2 separate regions of the Homo sapiens genome follow, and region 1 is linked to region 2. Evidence: read pairs that join two places in POLR2A ChIA-PET (ENCODE). Cell type or tissue: PC-3. All regions are shown on one strand. Links, peaks and the distances in the headings refer to the core of each region. The heading gives the core; the rest is flanking DNA.

Evidence for each region. Peaks named below come from ENCODE experiments on the same cell type or tissue, not always from the same donor. Only the 100,000 strongest peaks of a DNase experiment are listed, where the experiment ranks them.
Region 1: POLR2A ChIA-PET joins it to region 2 with 11 read pairs; 6 of 35 experiments call an interaction of 5 or more read pairs at or near these places.

The regions. Positions count from the first base shown.
Region 1 is chr1:23,338,768-23,343,168 of GRCh38, forward strand. HNRNPR (heterogeneous nuclear ribonucleoprotein R) reads right to left here. Exons shown (of 11, transcript NM_005826.5): 2 at 2,085-2,250. The coding sequence starts at 2,241. Among named protein-coding and RNA genes, the nearest start is that of HNRNPR, 3.3 kb to the right of the region's middle. In PC-3, for the core only: no CTCF peak of the experiment used is centred there; no DNase peak of the experiment used is centred there; H3K4me3 peaks cover 2,412 bases.
Region 2 is chr1:23,012,560-23,016,960 of GRCh38, forward strand. TEX46 (testis expressed 46) reads right to left here and starts at 3,293. Exons shown (of 3, transcript NM_001242521.2): 1 at 3,213-3,293; 2 at 1,324-1,486. The coding sequence starts at 3,214. In PC-3, for the core only: no CTCF peak of the experiment used is centred there; no DNase peak of the experiment used is centred there.

The DNA of each region.
Region 1 (4,401 bases), core at 840-3,339, 330 kb after region 2:
AAAGGTCCAGGACAAATATGAAAATAAAGATAAAATGTCAACAACCAAAAACATGAATTTCAATCTCCATATCCACAAACCTCCCCCGCCAAATCCTAACATCCATTTCCCACTCCCCCAAAGGTATAAGTCTTGAAAGTTAAATCTGATGTACATACTGTATTACAGATTATGCATTAATACAACAAATTTTGGTTTATATTAGAGTGATAAGAATACATTGCGTTTTCCAAGGATAAACCTTCAAATTACAGACGGTTACAGTTGATGCTAACCACCTAAGAGGTGGAGGAAAATCTGAAAACAAATTTTACTAAGTAATTCTTTCCACTCTCCAAAAAGTGTCAAAAGGCTTTCCCTCCTGAACACCAAAGATAAACTGAAATGCATTTGTTTATCTGAGCATCCACTTTGCTGCAGTCAGAATGTGGAAAGGCATAATTTTAAACTTCTACAAATGCAAGTGCAGCTTGATTAATCAATTCTGAAAGTCATACTTTAAGGCATTCTTTGTTCTTCTGAAGTGACAAGCTGAGATTTAAAAGATGCTGTGGCATTCACATTGACTGTCAAGAACGACAATCATTTTCAAATGGCAATAAAGACTTTATGGTCTTACAAGTAAACTTGACAGAAAATATATACACTGCATTTCATATATGTAAGTATATTCAACTGCACACAGAACATCTACTAAGTTTAAAATATAATTTCTTAAGTCTGTTAAGTTTGTGTCATATTTACATATGGAATATATTTCAGAATTGATCCAACGTAAAATGCAAGTATTTCGTAGATTAAAACCCCCAAGTTCATATGAACATGAAAAGTGACTCCATTTTGATAAAGCTAAAAAGAACTTTATTCCATATAGTAAATTTTAAATAAATGTAATGCCACTTCCAAAGTTACTTTTTAAAAAAGTTGCCATGATTTGTTTCAAAAGCTCGAAATGAGCATGTGTAAATAACTGGAGCTGCCTCACTTGAATATTCCATACCACCACCCGAAGCCACAACTCAGGACACCCATCAATCCATTTTGTCAAACCAAGTCTACGCCCAAACCATCAGCCTCTTATCAATAACAAAACACTCTACAAGAGAGCATCTCTAAGCAGATCACTGCCAATTCTCTATGGCAGAATGTCACAGAAAGTTCCTGAGGACTGATTTTCAAATGCGACCATGACCCAGGAGTCATTTTTATAAGTCATTTTAATGTCTAAAATTATGCTAAGCTTCCCAGATTTAAAAATTTTTTAAGGACAAAAAAAAAAAAACAGCTATTTGCTACTACTGTACTTAAGACACATTTGTGAGTGAGACAATTCAATTCTCTCTCAGAATCTGAATAGGCACACACAACACAGAGGAAGAAAGTTTCCATCTATGTCCCCAAAGGAGGAGGACACATTCATTTATGAACAACGCTCCCTAAGGGTAAATATTTCTCTCCCTCTTTAAAACTTCAAACCACTTACAACCAACTATATTAAGATGTTCAAATTTGCTTAAGCACTTAACCATGGCACTTCTGGATTAAAAAAAAAAAAAAGAAGCAGCTGTTACAACCAAACACTTCCAAATTACGGAGAGATGTGGATTTCTATTAGAAACTAGACAAGCCACAAACTCTCAAGGAGTCTGACATTTATTATGGTTTCAGACGATACAGCTATCCTCTTGTTATGCCACCTAATCAGACCTAAGCTGATTTAACAATCACTTTAAGAAGGTAAAAGTAGAAAAGCAAAAGCAAAATGATGACTGATTTTGATTAAGAAAAAAATGTAAAATTTGGTATGCAGAAACATACATTTTTATGGGTGGTAAATCTAAGACAAATCGATGTGCTGTTCTGAAACAACTAAGACTGCATATTCAACACTAAGAAGGCTTCAAAATAATGAAATAAGAGTATCAAAGTCAAACCCAATATGCCTTCAATGAAGGGAAAGTAACAAACATTCAGCTCTACAGATCAGAAACAATAAGTATTATTTAACCTTAAAAAACTATAAAATTCAAAGTGGTTTGCCCTCACTTTCATAACCAGTCAGAAACAAGAAATGCATATTATACCTGTCTGAAATATTTCATCAAGTCTTTCTGCCACCTTCTGTGGGAGGCCTGCCTCTATCAGTGTCTTGTAGTGTTCTGTGTGAGTTACACTGGAAGTATCCATTGGTTCTTCCTCTTCTTTTAACTGTACCGCATTACCATTCACCTGATTAGCCATTTTATTATGCTGCTGGAAAAAATTCAGGAGCTATATTACATTAAGCCAGAAATAACTAGTTTGTAGGACAATGCATGATTTATCTAAACTAATTTGTATACATGCTGCTAATAACCTCTATCAAAATAATAATTTATTCCTCCTGTGATGTATCTGACCTAAATTGGCAATAATAATCCTGTAAAACCATAGAAAATGTACATGGAAGCATTAGATCTTTAAGGAACTTCATGTACACCGGGTAAGATAAAGGCTTTAATTTACTGAAGGTAGAATTGCTGATTAACAAAAGCAGCTGTTCTGTCCTGGTGAAAAGATCAAAATCACTACAAAATCCTTTACTAAAAAGCCCCTCAGCTCTCGGGTCTTACACAGTTTTAAAAAGTTTTGTTTTAAAAACAGAATGAACACCCACAGACCACTTAATCAAGATTTAAGGACTTTCAAATTTTCCTGGCTCTGCTTCAAATACAGTATCGGTGTGAAATAAGTGCCCTGTTTTCTCTAGTTCAACATGCTGGTGGTTTGGGTTTTCTCCACCTAACAATACAAAACGAAAACAAAAAAAAACCAACTTGACATTAATTTTTGTTCTAAGATTAATTCGCTATTCCCACAGATTTAAAAGAAAAAATGACCAAGTTTAAAAGCGAAACAATTGTTTTCAGTCCAAATAAAATACTAAGTGAGCTATAGTTTAGGTTGCTTCTTAAAAAAAAAGAGTACATGTTGAAATTTTCATATCAGTAAAATAAAGATGTAAAAACATACTGAAGAATGGACAACTTCTTCCAAATATTTCAAAAACCGTTACCTAATTAGGCTAAACTTCAGCCAGATTTCTCAGATTAACCTATCAAAAATAATTTTGTACATTCAGCCTGTAGGTAATGCTGAAATGGACTGACTCCCTGAAGAGAGAGAGTAAACAATAAACCATACAAGGCCAGTCTGTGTACTGCCTCAAAAGACAGGGAATTAAAGTGCATTTGTCTGTGGTGAAATTACAATGTGATGAAGATAATAGGCAGCAGAACAAGACATTGCAACACATACTAAATAAAAGACATAAAGGTGGATCTCAAGAAAAAGCCTACTTTTCTTGATGAAACTCAAGATACCTAGTCATCTATAAAGAAAATACAAGTCTCCTACAAAGTACTAAGACACATAAGATAACCACACTTCCCGACAGCTTATCGAACATTGTGCAAATGCACCAGGTGCAGTTTTCTGGCTTAAAACAACTTCTTTTCATTTCAAAGTCCACTGATACTTAGTTGAAGTTAACGAAAGAGGGAGGAAGACCAAGAGGGGAAGGAGGTAATAGAGAGTAGGAAGAAGAAGAAAATGCAAAGGATTACTCTGAAAATGAGATAAACATGACTCCTCACAATTACAAAACACTATTAAGACTCGATAGCCCTTAATAGACGCAGACTGTGGTTAAATTCTGGGTGGATGTTTCTCAAGACAAGCTTCAAATTCTGATGAACTAGCAAAAACGGAAACATTCGAAATGTCACACTTTTGATCAAGAAACTGTATTGTGTGAGATGAATACGTTTACTGATTAACACGACCTATTTCTATAAAGATGCATCCTAAAACACAAAATCTCCTTGCGAACATAAGGTTCTGTTTTCCCATGCTCCCCCATCCCCACATACTACCTTAAGATCATCAGAACTCAAAAGTTCTCAGTATCACAAGACCCTTACAGCATTGTACCTAGGAATACTATCAGTCACAGAAAAGAGGCAAATTTTTAACAGAAAAGTTCAATGAACATCTGTTAAGGTGGGGTTTTTAAGTATGTGTAAAGCAAAAAGACAAGTTGTGTATTAAGTACAAGACAGAAATATTTATGCCTACCATTTCATTGCAAAGGCTCTACAAGTTGATACTGAAATTGGTTAAAATTTTCAAAAAAAGTTTGTAAATTTTAACAAAAAAACCGTAAAATAATTAGATTCCAGAAAATAAAACCTTCGGATCAAGGAAAGCCCTCTCTCTTCAAGCCAAATACAAAATGCTCATTTTGAAAAGACTTTTTATGTCATATGAGACCATTTGAAACTCATTCAAATGTGGCATTCAACACAATGCCACACAGCCAAACCATATTTCTGGATGCAGCAAATATACTAACGTGACTGG
Region 2 (4,401 bases), core at 899-3,398:
AAATTTATTTTTCCATGCATTTCTTTATAAAGTAGTTCTCAATGGGAGGCATTCTGCCTTCCCCAGGGGACATTTGGCAATATCTGGAAATACTTTGGATTGTCATGAAATGGCAGGTGTGCTACTTGGCATCTCATGGGTAGGGGCCGGGGTGGCCGCTAAGCTAACAATGCACAGGTGACAGGTGAGCCTCCCACAATGGAGAATTATCTGGCCCAATATGTCAATAGTGCCAAGGTTGAGGCATCCTGCCTTAAAATACTTTCACTGCACATACACATCCATAAATAAGATAGGCTATTGTTTTGCCTTTTTTTTTTTTTTTTTTTTGAGACAGAGTCTCACTCTGTCATCCAGGCTGTAGTACAGTGGCATGCTCACTGCAGCCTCAACTTCTCGGGCTCAGGTGATTCTCCCACCTCAGTCTCCTGAGTAGCTGAGACTACAGGCACGCACCACCATGCCTGGCTCATTTTTGTATTTTTTTTAGAGATGGGGTTTCCTCATGTTGCCTGGGCTATTCTCAAACTCCTGGCCTCAAGTGGTCGTTGACCTGCCTCGGCATCCTAAAGTGCAGGGATTATAGCTGTGAGCCACTGCGCCAGGCTGTTTTGCTTTTTATTTTTGTTTTTAGATGGAAGCTTGCTCTGTTGCCCAGGCTGGAGTGCAGTGGCATGATCTCAGCTCACTGCAACCTCAGTCCCCTGGGTTCAGGTGATTCTCCTGCCTCAGCCTCCTGAGTAGCTGGTATTACAGGTGTGTGTCACCACACCCAGCTAATTTTTGTATTTTTAGTAGAGACGAGGTGTTACCATGTTGGCCAGGCTGATCTTGAACTCCTGACTTCAAGTGATCCACCTGCCTCGGCCTCCCAAAGTGCTGGGATTGCAGGCGTGAGCCACTGCGCCCAGCCTAGCATGTTTTTTAACATTAAATGAAAGATGTCATAATCTATGTACATTTCTGCTGTCTTCATTATTCTATTTTAGATACGTATCTATGTTCGTCCATGTTAATTTTTTTTATTTTTTTCACATTAAAGTAGTTGTTACTCTTGCCAAAGCATGTTGACATCAAACATGAAATAGGAGAGTCTGGGGTGGTCCTGATTTAACAGCTGAGGTGAGGCAACTGAGGCCTCGTGGAGGGAAGTGATTTACCCAGCACCACCTAAGAGGAAGCTGTAGAGTGGTGGTTTAGACCAGTCTTGGATTCCCCAGTCTTGCCCCATTATTTCGACACCTACCCTGTTCCCTACCCACCTAATCTAGCTGCAAATATCCCCTATCCCTGAGCTGAAGCCAAGCCCCATCTTGTGCTCACCTGCTGGGGCTCTGGGAGGGTGAGCTTGTGTTCATACTTGACCAACCAGTTGCTAAGCAACAGCAGAAGGAATAGGAACCCAAACAAGGCTGGCTTATAGCTCATCAGCCAAGCTGCCACTGCTCCTATGGTGCCTGCGGAGGCAAGTATCCCATGGAGACTCCTAAAGAGAAATATCAGTTCTGCCAGCATTATGGCGTGGAGGCACACAGGCCCCAGGACCCTGCCTCAGGCCCCTCCATGACAAGAGTCACGGCCACCCACTCCTCTGAGTCATAGCCAGCTCCCTCCCCCCACCCAGCTGCCGCATAACAATAATAATAACTCCTCCTTTGTCTGAAGCACCCACTATGTGCCAGACTCTTTGACAGGCAGTTTGAAAGCATTATCTCATGATGTCCTCACAATAGCCAGGTGATGTAGGCCTCCTCATTCATTCACCAGTACTTCTGGGCCTCGCTACTAGCAAAAAAAATGGCCAATACAGAGCCCCTACCATCATAGGGGCAAAGAAAAGTTATCCAAACTTAGACATAACTGCTTTCACAGTTATACTAGCCCATCTATTGGTCACCTGATACTTTAGGGGAAGGTAACTTTGTTTAATATAATATGTAATATTGATTAGGTTTTGGACTCTGTATAGTTAGACATTAATTTTTTATTTATTATTATTTTATTTTATTTTTGAGACAAGGTCTCACTGTGTTGCCCAGGTTGGAGTGCAGTGGTGTGATTGTGGCTCACTGAAGCCTCCAACTCCTGGGCTCAAGTGATCCTCCTGCCTCAGCCTCCTGAGTAGCTAAGACTACAGGCATGTGCCACTATGCCCAGCTAATTAAAAAAAAAAATTATTTTTTTAGAGACAAGGTCTTGCTATATTGCCCAGGCTGGTCTCAAACTCCTAGCCTCAAGCAATTCTCCCTCCTGGAGACATTAACTTTTATTATTTTATTTTATTTATTTATTTTCTTTTTTGAGACAGACTCTCACTCTGCTGCCCAGGCTGGAGTGCACTGGTACCATCTTGGCTCCCTGCAACCTCTGCCTCCCAGGTTCAAGCGATTTTCCTGCCTTAGCCTCCCAAGTAGTTGGGATTACAGGCACGCACCACCACACCCACCTAATTTTTGTATTTTTAGTGGAGACAGGGTTTCACCATGTTGGTCAGGCTGGTCTCGAACTCCTGACCTCAAATGATCTGCCCACCTCGGCCTCCCAAAGTGCTGGGATTACAGGTGTGAGTCCCCGTGCCCAGTGAAGACATCAGCTTTTAAAAAATGCTAGCCAGGCACGGTGGCTCACGCCTGTAATCCCAGCACTTTGGGAGGCTGAGGCGGGTGGACCACCCCAGACCAGACTGGCCAACATGGTGAAACCCCGTCTCTACCAAAAATACAAAAATTAGCCAGGCGTGGTTGCGGGCGCCTGTCATCTCAGCTACTCGGGAGGCTGAGGCAGGAGAATTGCTGGAACCCAGGAGGCAGAGGTTGCAGTGAGCCGAGATCGCGCCACTGCACTCCAGCCTGGGCGACAACAGTAAGACTCCTTCTCAAAAAAAAAAAAAAAAAAAAAAAAAAAAAAAAGCATACATTGCTATAGTAATTCCACTTTTGGGTATTCCCAAAGAATTGAAAGCAGAGTCTTGAAGAGATATTTGTAGACCAATGTTCACAGCAGCATTATTCACAATAGCCAAAATGTGGAAGTAACCCAAGTGTCCATCCACAGATGAATGGATAATAAAATGTTATATACACGCAATATTACCAGCCTTAAAAAGGAAGGAAATTCTAACATGTTACAACATAGATGAACCTTGAGGACATTAAGCTAAGTGAAATAAGTCAGTCACAAAAAAAAAACAAATACCGTATGATTCCACTTACATGAGCTATCTACAATAGTCAAATTCATAGAGGCAAAGAGTAGAATGGTGGCTGCCAGGGTCTGGAAGGAGGGGCAAATGTAGTCATTGTTTAATGTATACAGAATTTTGCAAGATGAAAATAATTCTGGAGATTGTTTATGCAACAATGTGAATGCATCTAACACTACTAAACAGTATACTCAAAATGGTTAGGATCATAAATTTTATGTTATGTGTATTTTATCACAATAAAAACATCTGATATGAATTAGTTATTTCTGGGGAAAAAACGGGTAAGTGCCACCACATCTGGCTAATTTTTGTATTTTTAGTAGAGACGGGGTTTCACCATTGTTGGCCAGGCTGGTCTCCTATTCCTGAACTCAGGTGATCCACCCGCCTCGGCCACCCAAAGTGCTGGGATTACAGGCATGAGCCACCACACCCGGCCAGGAATTCTTTATGTAAAAATATCAGTTTTAGTGGCTGTGATATTCCAATATAGAATCATGCCTTGCTAGGACCATGCCTCACTGAACGATGGGATACATTCTGAGAAAAGCGCCATTAGGCAATTTCATTGTTGTGTGAACATCATAGAGCATACTTAACACAAACCTAAATGGTATAGCCTACTACACACCTAGGCTATATGGTATAGTGTATTGTTAATAGGCTACAAACCTGTATGGCATGTTACTGTACTGAATACTGTAGCAATTCTGTCTAAACATAGAAAAGGTAGAAAAGGTATGGTAAAAATGTGTTATATAATTTTATGGGAACACTATCTCATATGCAGTCTGTTGTTGATGGAAACATTGTTATGCGGTGTATGATTGTATCAAATTGGTTACCACTTGTTGGGGCTTTTTAAAATTTTTATTGTTTTAGAGACAGGGTCTTGCTCTGTTGCCCAGGCTGGAGTGCAGTGGCGTGACCATAGCTCACTGTAGCCTTAAACTCCTGGGCTCAAGCAATCCTTCCACCTCGGCTTCCCAAAATGCTGGCATTACAGATGCAAGTCACTGTGCCTGGCCTTTGTTGGGTTTTTAGGTTAGTTCTCCTTTATCGTCATTACGTATAACCTGAGATACACAGTGTTGAAGTTAAATCTGTACACATACTGAATCTTTCCCTAGAATGCTTTCCTGAAAGTAGAATTACTTGGTCAAAGGGTATGTATGTTTTTAACATCTAATTTCAAG